2 separate regions of the Homo sapiens genome follow, and region 1 is linked to region 2. A link is a loop called in an ENCODE intact Hi-C map of the cell type or tissue named here. Cell type or tissue: OCI-LY7. All regions are shown on one strand. Links, peaks and the distances in the headings refer to the core of each region. The heading gives the core; the rest is flanking DNA.

What was found. Hi-C counts contacts between places; a loop is a spot of excess contacts. Peaks named below come from ENCODE experiments on the same cell type or tissue, not always from the same donor. Only the 100,000 strongest peaks of a DNase experiment are listed, where the experiment ranks them.
Region 1: a loop joins it to region 2, with 2.7 times the contacts of the local background. A loop is called at or near these places in 7 of 110 quality-filtered maps.

The regions. Positions count from the first base shown.
Region 1 is chr7:74,612,324-74,620,455 of GRCh38, forward strand. No RefSeq gene overlaps it. Among named protein-coding and RNA genes, the nearest start is that of MIR10525, 20 kb to the left of the region's middle. RefSeq lists enhancers at 4,520-5,085, 5,086-5,650. In OCI-LY7, for the core only: CTCF peaks have their summits at 4,306, 4,521 and 5,592; DNase peaks (open chromatin) are centred at 4,318, 5,208 and 5,628; H3K4me3 peaks cover 963 bases; H3K27ac peaks cover 1,421 bases.
Region 2 is chr7:74,705,825-74,713,956 of GRCh38, forward strand. GTF2I (general transcription factor IIi) reads left to right here. Exons shown (of 35, transcript NM_032999.4): 8 at 566-609; 9 at 5,208-5,285. All of the region lies in intron 2 of GTF2I-AS1 (GTF2I antisense RNA 1), which reads right to left. Among named protein-coding and RNA genes, the nearest start is that of GTF2I-AS1, 19 kb to the right of the region's middle. In OCI-LY7, for the core only: CTCF peaks have their summits at 4,252 and 4,454; a DNase peak (open chromatin) is centred at 4,247.

The DNA of each region.
Region 1 (8,132 bases), core at 1,381-6,380, 94 kb before region 2:
TAGAGGTGTTGCCACAATCCCAATAATAGCACAGTGCTTGACTCACAGATATTAAGAAGTTGGCACTTGAAAAATAAAACGAAGCAGTAAGAAGACATTCTCCTCCCCAGCTCTGACCTGCCCGTTCCTGCTTAAGCACAGCCATTCAAGCCTCCACTGCCTCCAGGAGGAAACCCACAGGCGTGAGTCTGGCATCGGAGACCTGGCCCCAATAGCTCACTTCTTCCCTGTCCCCCAGGGAGCCTTGGGTTCCAGCCAAACCAGGCCACCTCCCCCACTCACCAGTCTCAGATCATTCTAGAGCCTCTCACACCTCCAGGCCTTTTGCCTGGCTGGTTCTTGCCTTTCCTTTGCCTGGCCACGATCCAGCTGAAATGTCTTCTGTCCCTTGCAGCCTCCCCCAGCGGCCCAGGCCCAGCAGGCACTCTCAGAGCATGTCACACAATGTGTCATTGTCCCTGCAGAAATGGTTTATTGAACACACAGCTTGAAACACAAGCTCATGATACCGTCTAAATACCTCCCGAGCAAAAAGAATGTTCTTTTCTTTTTTTCTTTTCTTTTTTTATTCTTCCTTTTTTTGTGTGTGTGTGTGACAGGGTCTCACTCAGTTGCCCAGACTGGAGTGCAGTGGGGCCATCATAGCTCATTGCAGCCTCAACCTCCTGGGCTCAAGCCATCCTCCCACCTCAGCCTTCCAAGTAGCTGGGACTACAGACACACATCACTGTGCCCAGATTTTTTTTTTTAATGGAGTTTCACTCTTGTTGTCCAGGCTGGAGTGCAATGGCACGATCTCAGTTCACTGCAACCTCCGCCTCCCAGGTTCAAGTGATTCTCCTGCCTCAGCCTCCTGAGTAGCTGGGATTACAGGCACCCGCCACCACACCTGGCTAATTTTTGCATTTTTAGTAGAGACGGGGTTTCACCATGTTGGCCAGGCTGGTCTTGAACTCCTGACCTCAGGTGATCCTCCTGCCTCAGCCTCCCAAAGTGCTGGGATTACAGGCGTGAGCCACCGCACCCAGCCTTTTTTTTTTTTTTTTTTTTTAAGACAGAGTCTCACTCTCACTCTGTCACCCAGGCTGGAGTGCAGTGGCATAATCTTGGTTTACTGTGACCTCCACCTCCCAGGTTCAAGCGATTCTCCTGCCTCAGCCTCCCAAGTAGCTGGGATTACAGACACCTATCACCAGGCCCACCTAATTCTTGCATTTTTAGTAGAGACAGGATTTCACCATGTTGGCCAGGCTGGTCTCAAACTCCTGACCTCAAGTGATCTGCCTGCCTCAGCTTCCCAAAGTGCTGGAATTACAGGCATGAGCCACCACGCCTGGCCACAGCTAATTTTTTTTAATGTTTTGTAGACAGGAGTCTCACTATGTTCCCCAGTCTGGTCTCTAACTCCTGGCCTCAAGGGATCCTCCTGCCTTGGCCTCCCAAAGTGCTAGGATTCCAGGTGTGAGCCACCACCCCTGGCCCAGAATGCTCTTTTCTTCTTCATAGCCTTCAGGCTTCATGCTGAGAACAGAGTCTCACTCTGTCACCCAGGCTGGAGTGCAGTGGTGCGATCTTGGCACCCGCCTCCTGGGTTCAAGCAATTCTCCTGCCTCAGCCTCCCAAGTAGCTGGAACTACAGGCATGCACCACCATGCCTGGCTAATTTTTGTATTTTTATTTTATTTTATTTTATTTATTTATTTTTGGATATGGAGTCTTGCTCTGTCACCCAGGCTAGAGGACAGTGGTGCCATCTTGGCTCACTGCAACCTCCCCCTCCCGGGTTCAAGCGATTCTCCTGCTTCAGCCTCTCAAGTTGCTGGGATTACAAGTGCCTGCCACCTCGCCTGGCTAATTTTTGTGTTTTTAGTAGAGACGGGGTTTCACCATGTTGGCCAGGCTAGTCTCAAACTCCTGACCTCATGATCCACCTGCCTCAACCTCCCAAAGTGCTGGGATTACAGGCATGAGCCACCTCATCCGGCCGACCCCATCTCTAACATAAAAATTTTCTTAAACTGGTGGGGCCTTTGGGAGGAGATAAGGTGATGAGGGTGAAGCCTTCATGAATGGGATTAGTGCCCTTATAAAAGGGACCTGTTTAAGCTTGTTTGCCCATTCCACCATATGAGGACATGTGAGAAGGGACCATCTATGAGAAACGGTTCCCTTACCAGACACCAAATCTGCCAGCACTTTGACCTTGGACTTCCCAGCTTCCAGAACTGTCAGAAACCTGCCAGGCGCAATGGCTCACGTCTGTAATCCCAGCACTTAGGGAGGCCAAGGCGGGCAGATCACTTGAGGTCAGGAGTTCAAGACCAGCCTGGCCAACAGGGTGAAACCCTGTCTCTACTAAAATACAACAAAATTAGCTGGGTGTGGTGGCACACACCTGTAGTGCCAGCTACTCGAGAGGCTGAGGCAGGAGAATCGCTTGCACCTGGGAGGCAGAGATTGCAGTGAGCCAAGACTGAGCCACTGAACTCCAGCCTGGGCGACAAGGCGAGACTCTGTCTCAAAAAAAAAAAAAAAGAACTGTAAGAAGAAAACGCTTGTTGTTTATAAGTCACCCCCCAGTGTATGGTATTTTTGTTGTAACAACCCATATGGACTAAGATACTTGGGTTGGCTGTCAGGGCCAGGAAGTAAAAGTGACCATGTTGTCTTCCCAGGAGGCCATAAGCCCATTGCTAAGGGAAATAAGCCATCAAGAACAATTCAATGGCCGGGCACAGTGGCTCACGCCTGTAATCCCAACACTTTGGGAAGCCGAGGCGGGTGGATCACCTGAGGTCAGGAGTTCGAGACCAGCCTGGCCAACACAGTGAAATACCGTCTCTACTAAAAATACAAAAAAAAAAAAAAAAAAATTAGCCGGGCATGGTGGCAGGCAACTGTAATCCCAGCTACTTGGGAAGGTGAGACAGGAAAATCACTTGAACCCGGGAGGCAGAGGTTGCAGTGAGCCAAGATCAAGCCACTACACTCCAGCCTGGGTGACAAGAGTAAAACTCCGTCTCAAAAAAAAAAAGGAACAATTGTATAATCCCACTTATGTGATATATCTAGAAAAGGTAAATTCACACAGACAGAAAATAGAATAAAGGCAACTAGAGATCAGGAGAAGGGGATATGGAGAGTTAGCGTTTAATGGGTAAAGAGTTTCTGTTTGGGGCCGGGCGCAGTGGTTTACATCTATAATCCCAACATTTTGGGAGGCTGAGGCAGGTGGATCACTTGAGGTCAGAAGTTCAAAACCAGCCTGGCCAACATGGCGAAACCCGTCTCTATTAAAAAAAAAAAAAAAAGAAAAGAAAAAGAAAAAATTTGAGACTCTGTCTCAAAAAAATAAATAATTAATTTTTTTAAAAATACAAAAATTAGCCAGGCCTGGTGGCACATGCTTGTAATCCCAGCTAATGGAGAGGTTGAGGCATGAGAATTGCTTGACCCTGGGAGGTAGAGTTTACAGTGAGCTGAGATTGAGCCATTGTACTCCAGCCTGGGCAAGAGAGCAAGACTTCATCTCAAAAAAAAAGCAAGTGTAGAAGAAAGAGTGGAAGGCAGTGTAGAAATATAAGTAGTAATTATCTTTCAGTAGTGGGATTATGAGTGTTTTTATTTTTTCCTCATGCTTTTCTCTTTGTATACTTTTCTTTTTCCTTTTTTTTTTTTTACATTTTTCTAAAATTAGCACATATTACACTTCTAATCAGGCAAAAATCAATGAGCGTTTTTTGGTTTGTTTGTTTTTAGACAAGGTCTCATTCTGTCACTCAAGCTGGAGTTTGGTGGCATGATCATAGCTCACTGCAGCCTTGAACTCCTGACCTCAAGCGATCCTCCTGCCTTAGCCTCCCAAAGCACTGGGATTACAGGCGTGAGCCACCATGCCTGGCCAACTGTTGTTTTCCCATAGCACATATTGTGCTTTGAATCAGAGTTGGCTGATACATGTCTCTTTCCCTTTGTCTTCTCTCGCCCCGACCGTGCACTCAGCGCCTAGAAGGCAGAAGCCATCTATGACCGTGGGGACCAAAGTGACACTCTGGAAATAGGGCGCATAAGGAGAGAGAGTGTGTGTTTCAGCAGCTGCTGCAGACTGCACCATCTAACCCTGAGCTGCTGTCACCCAAGAAAAGTGAAACTCATTTCTTATTTAAGCCACGGTTTGCAGGAGCTGAATGCAATCCTGACTGATCACCATATGCTCCATTTTCATTAAGCTAGAAAATTAGCCAGCCATGGTGGTGCATGCCTGTGGTCCCAGCTACTCCGGAGGCTGAGGCTGGAGGATCACTTGAGCACAGCAGGTAGAGGGTGCTGTGAGCTATGATCGTGCCACTGTACTCCAGCCTGAACCACAGAGCAAGACTCTGTTTCATAAAAATAAAGAGAAAAGGTAGAAAAATTACGTGTGTATGTGTGATCACTTACATGAGCATAAAGATGCTGAAGGATACATATCTTGCCATTAACATTGATAGTCAATATCAAGGGATAAGATTAGAGACAATGGAGAGATTATGAGGTTTCTATTTTTTAATTAATTAATTAATTATTTATTTTGAGGTAGAATCTCGCTCTGTCACCCGGGCTGGAGTGCAGTGGTGTGATCTCCGCTCACTGCAACCTTTGCCTCCCAAGTTCAAGCGATTCTCCTGCCTGAGCCTCCCAACGGCGAAACTCAGTCTCTACTAAAAATACAAAATTAGCCGGGCGTGGTGGCAGAGTGTGGTAGGTGCAGGCCTAGGGAGACTGAGGACATGGAAGGTTCGGTGGAGTTTTCCAGTTTGAGCCCAGGCCACCAGATTCAGAGTTGCTCCAAATTCCTTGGTGCAAAGGGTCAGGCTCCAGTTCCATTAGCCTAATGCAGCAGGCATCCAGGAGACCGGCAGGGCCCTGCCTGGGGACATGAGACCCAGAGGGGCAAGTGCAGCCTGGCAGAGGAGCAGAGTGACAGCTGTGGCATGTGGCGCTGGCCCCAGGCTCCCCAGAGGTGTGCCCTGGCTCTCATGAGCAGACCCAGTTACCTGCCCTGCTCTGGGGCTCTGAGATGGTGGCTGGATCCCATCTTACATGCAGCTGAGCTGGGCTGGGGCACACAGGAGCCAGGCGTGTGCCCAGTAACAAACAAAACCATGTGGCCATGCTTGCACATGATCCATGTCTTCTTGGTCAGCAGCTCTTTGCTGCTCAGAGCCTTCATGGCGCCTGCCCTGTGAAGCCACGTGGTGGGGACGGGGGTGGGGATCACAGTGCTGCTGGCCCAAACCCCCTCCCACACCCCTGCCTCCCTGCTCCTATTTCCTCTCTCGAGGCAGCCAAGGGTTTCCTGTCTTTCTGGCTGTCTGAGCGGCTTCCTCATTTATCTCTCAACATCTTGCAGCAGGTGCCATCGTTCCTTCTGTTCTTGGAAACTCAGACAGGCTGGGACCAAGCAGAGATCCGTGGGGATTGTTCAAAGGAGAGATGGCAGAGGGAAATGGCAGTGGGGTTAGTTTTGCAGGACCCAGCTAGGTTCTGGGGGAGCCAGCAGAGAGAAGGGTTTCTTTCTTTTCTCTCTCTGCTTTTTTTTTTTTTTTTTTTTCTGTTTTTAGAGACAGGGCCTTGCTCTAACACCCAGGTGGAGGCGCAGTGGCGTAATCACAGCTCACTGCAGCCTCGACCTCCCAGGTTCAAGTGATCCATGATTCTCCTGCCTCAGCCTCCTGAGTAGCTGGGACCACAGGCACACGCTACCATGCCCGGCTAATTTTTATTTTTGTAGAAATGGGGTCTCACTATGCTTCCCAGGCTGGTTTCAAACTCCTGTCCTCAAGAGGTTCTCCTGCCTTTTGGGGCCAAATTCCTGAAACCTGGACTGACTCCTGTGCCCCCTCCTCCTTTCTGACCCAGTAAAAGTCTTCTCTTTGCAGCTTCTGCACAGGGACCAAGTGAAATTGCTAACACGGGTCGGGCGCAGTGGCTCACACCTGTAATCCCAGCACTTTGGGAGGTTAAGGTGGGTGGCAGATCATTTGAGGTCAGGAGTTTGAGACCAGCCTGTCCAACATGGTAAAATCGCGCTGGGTGCGGTGGCTCACGCCTGTAATCCCGGCACTTTGGGAGGCCGAGACGGGCAGATCACGAGGTCAGGAGTTCTAGACCAGCCTGACCAACATGGTGAAACCTTGTCTCTACTAAAAATACAAAAATTAGCTGGGCCTGGTGGTGGGTGCCTGCAATCCCAGCTACTCGGGAGGCTGAGGCAGGAGAATCGCTTGAACCCAGGAGGCAGAGGTTGCAGTGAGCCGAGATCATGCCATTGCACTCCAGCCTGGGCAACAGGGCAAGACTCCATCTCATAAAAAAAAAAAAAAAAAAAAAAAAAAAGAATTGATTAAATGCCAACATGGTGAAATTTCATCTCAAAATACAAAAATTAGCTGGGCATGGTGGCACACACCTGTGGTCCCAACTACTTGGGAGGCTGAGGCGGGAGAATAACTTGAACCTGGGAGGCGGAGGTAGCAGTGAGCCAAGATCATGCCACTGCACTCCAGCCTGGGAGACAGAGTGAGACTCCAGCTCTGAAAAAAAAAAAAAAAAAGCAATTGTTAACAGAATCGTGGCTCCGAAAGTAGGGTTGCCAAATAAAATACAAGAAGCCTAGTCAAATGTGAATTTCAGATGAACAACAAATAATTGTTTTAGTGTAAGTTATGTCCATATATTGCAAGGAACATGATTGCACTCAAGAATTATTTGTTGTTTATCTGAAATTCAAATTCAACACAGCATCCCCTATTTTTATTTGCTAAATGTGGCAACCTGATCCTAAAACGGCTCAGCTTTCAAAGTTCTAATCAGATTTCTCAGAAAGGAAAGAGAGGGAGAAGGAGAGGGAACAAAAGAACAAATTGCCCCCTAAAGAAAGAAATCACTCCGTGTGCCTGAGCAATTGAGGGGCTTCCTCCTGCAGGCCCAGACACAGATGCCCCAGGAGAGAGGGCCAGGCTGTGTGAGACACTTAGGTGCTAATACTGGTTCAGCCACCAACTTCCCACCTCCCTGTAGGTCATCCCCGGGCAGTGGTTGGGATTCCCTGAGCTCCAGGGCACCTCCTCGCTGAAGATTCACAGGCCCCGGTGTCCTGGGTGCTGTCATTCATCGCACTAGTTCCCAGCACCCCCTCTGTCTGCAAAGGTCAGGCCCTGGGAGAGGAGTGAGACTCCTGGGCCCCCGAGCAGCTGGCTAGCAGGCAGATACAGACCCATAAACAGATCTCCAAGATCCAAGGGGGCAGAATTTCTGCCTTCTCCTTTAGACAGAGAGTTAGTCCCTGCTGAGCCCCGCACCTGTTCTCTCCCCTGTGCCAGCAGCCACTCAGGGATCTGCAGGGGCTGCCTACAGGTGATACTGGCTGCAGTGGCCCTAACATCGTCGACAAAAAAAAGCTCTCCATGGAGGCTGGGCGCGGTGGCTTACGACTATAATCCCAGCACTTTGGGTCGTTGAGGCGGATGGATCACCTGAGGTCAGGAGTTTGAGACCAGCCTGGCCAACATGGGCAAACCCCGTCTCTACTAAAAATATAAAAATTAGCCAGGCAGCTGGGCGAGGTGGGTCATGCATGTAATCCAGCACTTTGGGAGGCCGAGGTGGGTAGATCACCTGAAGTCAGGAGTTTGAGACCAGCCTGGTCGACGTGGTAAAACCTCGTCTCTACTGAAAAAAAAAAAAAAAAAAAAAATTGGCCAGGCGTGATGGTGGGCGCCTATAATCCCAGCTACTTGGAAGGCTGAGGCTGGAGAGTCGCTTGAACCCGGGAGCCAGAGGTTGTAGTGAGCCGAGATCGCGCCATTGCACTCCAGCCTGGGCGATAAGAGAGAAACTCCATCCCCCCAAAAAAATTAGCCAGGCATGGGCCGGGCGCAGTGGCTCATGCCTGTAATCCCAGCACTTTGGCAGGCCAAGGCCAGCGGATCACCTGAGGTCAGGAGTTCGAGACTAGCCTGGCCAACATGGTGAAACCCCATCTCTACTAAAAATACAAAAATTAGCCAGACGTGGTGGAGGGCGCCTGTAATCCCAGCTACTCGGGAGGCTGAGGCATGAGAATTGCTTGAACCCAGAAGGCGGAGGTT
Region 2 (8,132 bases), core at 2,055-7,054:
AAGTACTGGGATTACAGGCATGAGCCACCACGCCTGGCCCGATAAGTCTTAATATGCTACTCTGTAGTATTTTATTGTACTTTTTTCCCCAAAAGATAGATAGAAATTGAAGTACTAAGTTCAGTTGATAACTCTTTTTTTTTGTGGAGACAGAGTCTCCCTCTGTGGCTCAGGCTGGAGTTCAGTGGCATGATCTCAGCTCACTGCAACCTCCACCTCCCGGATTCAAGTGATTCAGGTGAGCGCCACCACGCCTGGCTAATTTTTGTATTTTTAGTAGAGATGAGGTTTCACCATATTGGCCAGGCTGGTCTTGAACTCCTGACCTCGTGATCTGCCCGCCTCGGCCTCCCAATGTGTTGGGATTACAGGCGTGAGCCACTGTGCCCGGCCCAATAACTCTTATTTATGCAATAAATAAATATGTCAGTTTTAAGCTGAGTCAGGTTTGCACCCACCTTGGTCAAGGGAGGGATCTTAACACTTTGAGACCCAGAGACTTTGAATGCTGTGGGAATGGCTGTCACCAGCACGTGGCTTGATCAGGGCTTTCTTCTCCTTGCAGTTGTGGCCCCATCAAAGTGAAAACTGAACCCACAGAAGATTCTGGTATGTACTAGCACTTTTAGAATCAATGGTGAAATTAAGGAAGACTTTTCCTTAGTGTAGAAGTTTATAGTTTGACTCAATTATTGTTTTGTTTTGATAAGAAAGAGGCAGTCACTACTAATGTATTCCAACTGTGACACTATTTGTTAATGTTATCACATTAAGACCCAGAAAGGTAATTTGCTCAGTAAGTGGTAGGCAGAGTTCTTTGCCAGTTACATATGTTTGTAGATAAAATGTATTTTTTTTTCCCGTTGTACAGACATATAATGTAAGAGGTCAGCTGTTCTATAGTGCTTTTTACAAAAATCAATAGAATGCCCCCTTCGTCTCCACCTTCCTTCTCTGCACTCCTGTTTTCCACTCTCCAAGGAGACCATTTTCAATTCTCAAATAAAATTGCTATTTAATTCCTTATTTATTTATTTATTTTTTGAGATGGAGTCTTGCTTTGTCACCCAGACTGAAGTGCAGTGGCACGACCTCGGCTCACTGCAACCTCTGCCTCTGGGTTCAAGCGATTCTCCCACCTCAGCCTCCCGAGTAGCTGGGATTACAGGCATACGCCATCACGCACGACTAATTTTTGTATTTTTAGTAGCGACGGGGTTTCGCCAGGTTGGCCTGGCTGGTCTTGAACTCCTGACCTCAAGTGATCCTCCTGCCTCAGCCTTCCAAAGTCCTAGGATTACAGGCATAAGCCACCGTGCCCGGCCCCCGTTTATAATTCTGTTCTGTCCTAGAACCGTGGCACCCAGATGTTCTCAGCATATGTATTTATTTCATCATTTCCCAGTGTTATCCTGTGTCCTAGTGCCACTGTCAAGCCTCCCGCTGCTCGGCCCTGTGCCCCTTATTCACACGGGACACTCCTTAGTGGGCTGTCACCGCCCTGCCTGCCCCCTCATCTCCCTCTGTCTGACCAGGCCCTCGGCAGCTTCCCCAGCCCCTTCCCCGGCCCTTTGTCAGCCTTCTCATTCTGCCATGCTTCCTGGGCAGCCACCTGCCCCGCTTCACCCCATCTAAGGGCATCTCGAATGAGTTGTTGGGGAGGAGGGTAGGGCCGCGTTAACGTGTGTGTGCGTGCATGTGAATGAGAGCTTTTATGTATGTAAGTGTATTTTGGGAGAGCTGCAAGAAAGTGTTGAATTATCCTTTTTTGGAAAAGGTATTTGAGTCTTTTACACTGTTTGCTGGTTTTACAGAAGGTTTTTCTTTTTTCTTTATTTTCACTCCATAGGAAATCTCAAATTTTTGTGTGGTTTTCAGTAGATTGTGCCAAAAAAAATCATCATTTTGCAAATGTTTCCCCTTAATTCATATATTCATCTCCTGAATATTTAGTTTGCTTCTAAAAAGAAACATGCTGAATTCAGAAACCCCATGTGTTTAATTGAATTCTTTCAACTGTCTTTATGTACACATCAGCATCATTATAGGTTTTTTTTTTTCTCTTTTACACTTTGCATCTTTGTATTCTTAATTTATCCTGCAAATAAGATGTACATTTATAGCCAGGGTGCAGCCAGGAGACAGAAACCATATCAGTTATTGGAACAGAGAAAATTTAATGTAAAGATTGTTGGCCGGGTGCAGTGGCTCACACCTGTAATCCCAGCACTTTGGGAGGCTGAGGCGAGTGGATCACCTGAGGTCAGGAGTTGGAGACCGGCCTGGCCAACATGGTGAAACCCAGTCTCTACTAAAAATACAAAAAAAATTAGCAGGGCATGGTGGTGGGCGCCTGTAATCCCAGCTACTCAAGAGGCTGAGGGAGGAGAATCGTTTGAACTCAGGAGGTAGAGGTTACATTGAGTCAAGATCGTGCCATTGCACTCCAGCCTGGGCAACAAGAGTGAAACTCCATCTCAAAACAAAACAAACAAAAACAGATTGTTAACTGGTTATAAAATTGTTAACTTTGTAACCTTAAGGAGAATACTAAGGTTTTTTTTAAGGAACAATTCTAGGCAGTGGCTGCCACCCCATCAGCTTTCCATCTGACTTCTGAGGTGGGGTAGTGTTTGGCTGGTGCTGGTGGCTGAGGGGCATGGTGAGGCTGCTTCTGGTAGTGTTGGAGACATTGCCAGCCGGGCACAGCTGTTGTGATGGGAGGGCCTGCTTTGGCCAGGCTGAACGAGGGTACCAAGGAGTGACCTTTTTGGGATGAGAATGCAGACAAGAAGCCAAAAGGAAGGCCCAGATCTCTTCTCCTCCTCTAGCCTTTCTCTCTGTAGTGTATCTTTGTGGCAGAGACTCACATGGAGCCAGCTGCTATGCAGAGCTCAAACTTCAGCAGAAACCCAGAGGATGGGTTTGCAACTGAGAGACATCAGTTTTGTGGGTGGCCCAGGCTGTTCTCTTTGGCTGCTCAGCATATATACACACCCTTCCCTGCACATTTGACCTTCTGTACAACAACGAGACAACTGTTCCATCTAAAGAGATGCAACTTTACTTCCTACAAAGAAATCCATTTTTACTCTCTCCTCAAAATGGGGGGACACAGTGTTCCAGCAGTCACACCCATCGCTGGGAGACTGACTGAAAATCCAGTCGCGAGCTATGTTACCTGCTCTTTAAATGCAGTGCAAACCTATTTGAGTAATCTCTAGTCTAATGGACAAATGGAAAGGAAACTTCCAGCCAAACTATTGTGAAATACTACCACACAGAAGAGAATAGTTAGTATATGCAAGCATATAATCTTCACACAAACACATTTGTAACAGACAAGGAAGACAATAGGCATAGTCGCCACAGTCTACGTTTCTGCAGCTTACCAGACTTTTTTTTGGATTTACCTTTTTATTTTTATTTATTTATATTTTTTGAGACAAGGTCTCACTCTGTCGTCCAGACTGGAGTGCAGTCGTGCGATCTCGGCTCACCACAACCTCCGTGTCTCAGATTCAAGCGATTCTCCCACCTCAGCCTCCCGAGCAGCTGGGATTACAGACGTGTGCCACCCAGCCAATTTTTGTATTATTCATTTATTTATTTTAGTAGAGACGGGGTTTAACCATGTTGACCAGGCTGGTCTTGAACTCCTGACCTCAGGTAATCATCCGCCTCAGCCTCCCAAAGTGCTGGGATTATAGGCATTAGCCTCTGCACCCAGCCAGTATGTGTAAGGTTCTTTAGCCAATTGGAGTGACCCAAATTTTTATTCCTGAAGGGTCTGAATCCCCAGTGGATCTGCCTTTTTTGTTAGCTGTAATGCTGTGATTTTCTTTCTTTCTTTATTTTTTTTTTTTGAGACGGAGTCTTGCTGTGTCGCCCAGGCTGGAGTGTAGTGGTACCATCTCCGCTCACTGCAACCTCCACCTCTTGGGTTCAGGTGATCTTTGTGCCTCAGCCTCTCGGGTAGCTGGGACTACAGGTGCGTGCCACCACTCCCGGCTAATTTTTGTATTTTTAGTAGAGACGAGGTTTCACCATGTTGGCCAGGCTGGTCTCGAACTCCTGACCTCAGGTGATTCGCCCGCCTGGACCTCCCAAAGTGCTGGGATTACAGGCACGAGCCACCGCACCTGGCTGTTAGCTGTAATTTTCTATTAACTTTTACTGATGGACATGAAAGTGCTAAGTTAGCCCAGAGAGTTGCAAAGGTCTCAGATGCAGTGTTCTCTGCCACCACTGTGTAGCAGCAAAACACTTTCCCCTTGGTGATTGAAGGCAATGGAGTAACTCCTTTTTTTGCTTGTTGCTTCAGGGATGCATACCCTTTGTATATCAATTTAACTCTCTTTGAGCTCTTTCTCTAGAGTTGAAAATATTCTTTACAAAGTTGCCCAAGTCAGAGCTCACGATTTCGTTTGTGTTAGGGTTGGTATGACTGTGGTTGAATATCTCAGTCTGAAATGTGTATGTGCACCCATGCATTGTTCATTTCTTTTTCTTTTTTTTTGAGAGGGAGTCTCGCCGTGTCACCCAGGCTGGAGTGCAGTGGCACAATTTTGGCCCTTCCCAAAGTCAACTTTTTAATAACATCGATTGCTTTTGCCTATTTTGACCTTCATATGAGTGGAATTACACAACATGTACTCTTTTGTATCTGGCCACAAAGGTCTGCTTCAAATCATCTGTCCTAATTGTGGGCAAAGCTTTATGCAGAAAGGTGTGCTTTGTACCCTTACACAAATCCCTGTAATAAAAGGGATGTATTAGGCAGAAAAAAACCAATGTATCTCATTATTGAAATTGTTGACCATTATGCTATCTCTCCTTTGGAATACTGAGTTATTAAAACTGATGTTTATAAGTGTGTTTCAATGGTTTATAAAAGTATTTTTAATATTAAGTGAAAAGGGAGTGTGGTAAAATTTTCTTTGATTCTAAAGATAAGAATTTGCTGGAGAAAAGAGCAGCACATAATTGCAGAATATTAATAAATGGTTAAAACTTTGCATTGGCTGGGATTATAGTGATTTTTTACCTTCTGCTACCTAGCAAACTTTTGTCTTTTCAAAGACGTAAAGTCTTTACTTAAAATAAATATGCATTGCTGTATTTATAGGGAGGGCAGAGAGGATTTCCCTACACAATCTAGCTGAAAGTTCTCACATGCAATCATATCATTGCATTTGCTTTTCTAGGCATTTCCCTGGAAATGGCAGCTGTGACAGTAAAGGAAGAATCAGAAGATCCTGATTATTATCAATATAACATTCAAGGTAATTTGAATTAATGCAATTTTTCTTTCTAAAAATTATTCGTGGTTAAAATTAAAATTTGCTCATCAATTGCTTTAATTTCTTAAATAATATTTTATTGATCAGTTCTTGATTGACATATATATTGTAATTCAGTCCCGGGGATAAAACATTTAAAAATGGGGCTAAAAGATCAACTCAGACAATCCAGAGGGGATATGTAAAATAGCCATTTGTGTTCTTAAAAGGATGAGCAAAAGTTGTGGCACAATTTAGAATTCAATCCCAGGTTCTAGTGTTGCAAAATAAAACAAACCTATTAGGCAAATGCAGATAATGTCAGCTTAATTTTTTCTCACTGCATAATTATAGTATATTAAACACTTAAAGTAAAAAATCTGGTTAGCTTTGCCATCTACATATCTAATACACCATCTTCATTGCATCCAAGATAATGAAATATCTATAACCCCAAAAGTTTCCTGTGTCCCCTTGTTATTCATTGCCCTGCCCAGTATTCAGGCAACACGGATCTGTTTTCTGTTTTAGGTTAGTTTGCATTTTCTATAAAGTCTTATGAATGAAATAATAAAATGTGGACTATTTTCATGGGCCGGGGAGCAGTGTGGCTTCTTTCATTTCAAATGATTGTTTTGAAATTCATCCACAGCGTTGCACGTATCAGTAGTAGATTCCATTTGATTGTTGATTTGTATTCTATTGTATGCCTGAGTCAAAATTTATTCATTTCTTTGTCTGTTGATAGCCATTTGGGTTCTTCCAGTTTGGGGCCATTACAAATAGAGGTACTATGAACATTGTGTAGAGGCTTTTGTGTGGACATAGGCCTTCATTTCTCTCTTTTTTTTTTTTTTTTTTGAGACAGAGTCTCACTCTGTTGCCCAGGCTGGAGTGCAGTGGCGCGATCTTGGCTCACTGCAACCTCCACCTCCCAGGTTGAGGTGATTCTTCTGCCTCAGCCTCCCGAATAGCTGGGATAGCAGGTGTGTGCCAACACACCTGGCTAATTTTTGTGTTTTTTAGTAGACACAGGGTTTCACCATGTTGGCCAGGCTGGTCTCGAGCTCCTGACCTCAGGTGATCCACCCGCCTTGGCCTCCCAAAGTACTGGGATTACAGGGGCTAACACGCTTTTTTAAAATGAAATATTTAAAACCTAAAAGCATAGTATCAGTCTGCCCAGGTTTAGTGAACCATAGTATTTGTCTCTTCTCTCCTCCCTCCAAGAAACAACGTGTAACTATTTCATTGAAGCCTTTCTTTGGGCTCCCCCAAATCCCCACTTTTCTCTCTATTCTTAAGTTAACCATGATCTTGAAAACTGAGAATTGTCCTTCCTGATGGTGATGTGCTTTACTACGTAAATATTCTCCCGGGAGTGTGTGTGTGTGTGTGTGTGTGTGTGTGTGTGTGTGTGTGTGTGTGTGTCATGTCATATTTATTGTTTTATATATGCCACTTCCTGAGTGAAGCTTACACAGTGGTACACTGTATGTGTTGTTGAGTATAGTCTGTCACTCAATTTAAGTTTTCAAGATTTATCTTTTTTTTTTTTTTTTTGGCGTGGGGGTGGGGATGGATTTTTGCTCTGTCGCCCAAGCTGGAGTGCAGTGGTGAGATCTCGGCTCATTGCAACCTCCGCTTGCCGGGTTCAAGCAATTCTCTGCCTCAGCTGGGATTTATCTGTTTTGTCACAAGTAGATTTAATCATGTCATCATGGTAGTTACACTGTGTGATTATAATACAGTTCGTTTTTTCGTTCTTCTACATAAAGACATTGATGTTTTCTTCTAAAACTTTTGTATTCCAAAATAGGCTTGGATATATTTCTCTGTGCACCTCAGTGCTCCTGTAAAATAGTGACATTCAAATGTGAGTGTTGGGAATGTGTTGATTTTCTCAATGAGTGGTAGGCACCTCAAGCATTTGAGAGGTGGAGGTTAAGTATGTTTTAGGGTGAATAAAATCAAGTACCATTTTTAGGGTGAATAAAATTCAAATATGGGACATTAAAATAATTTGAAAGTATAGTGATACGTGAAGGTATTTTGAGTAAATACCAACTAAAAAAAATATAGTTTAGCAATATTGGAAGCCAAAAACAGTAGTAGCAGGATAGAATAAGACTATGTCGTATTTAAAGGAATTGGTCACTAAGTTGATATAACAACCATTAGTTTGTATGTGCCTAACTATGTATCCTCACAGTAAAAGTAAAAATTATTTACAAATTATAAGTCTCTATAGATATGTACAGTCATGTGGGAGATTTTAACCAATGATATACGTCTAGCTGATGAATACTCTTTTAACATTTATATGCTAAATAGAATATTTTCACTACAGTTAATATATGTAAGCTAACTATAGAAAACTGTGTACCCAAGAAATAAGTTTATTTACAAAGCATGAATCATTTATAAAAATTGACTGTATACTTGTTCACAGTCTTAATAAATTCTCTGAACATACTGAAATTAAATTATTAATAGAAAACATACACAGTGGGAATCCTAGGAAACATGCTTGTAATTGACTTAATGAGGGCCTCATTAAAAATATTTAGACCAGAATATTGAGAATGCCACATAGTTAAACTTGTGAAGAGCAACTAAAGCAGTACTTAGAGGTCAATTAGTAGCCTTCACTAAGGTTGCATTTTTAAATCCTGTAAATAGCACATCTTCCTTTTCTTGAGCTCTGTATATTTTACTCAGAGTCAGAAGACTAGGAAGCAGTGGATCTAGCATTTGAATTTAGGAGTCTACATTCCAAGACTTGCTCTTCTTTGAGATTCCAAATAGAAACTATTTCTTTATTTCTCATGCAATTGATTTTTTTCTCTG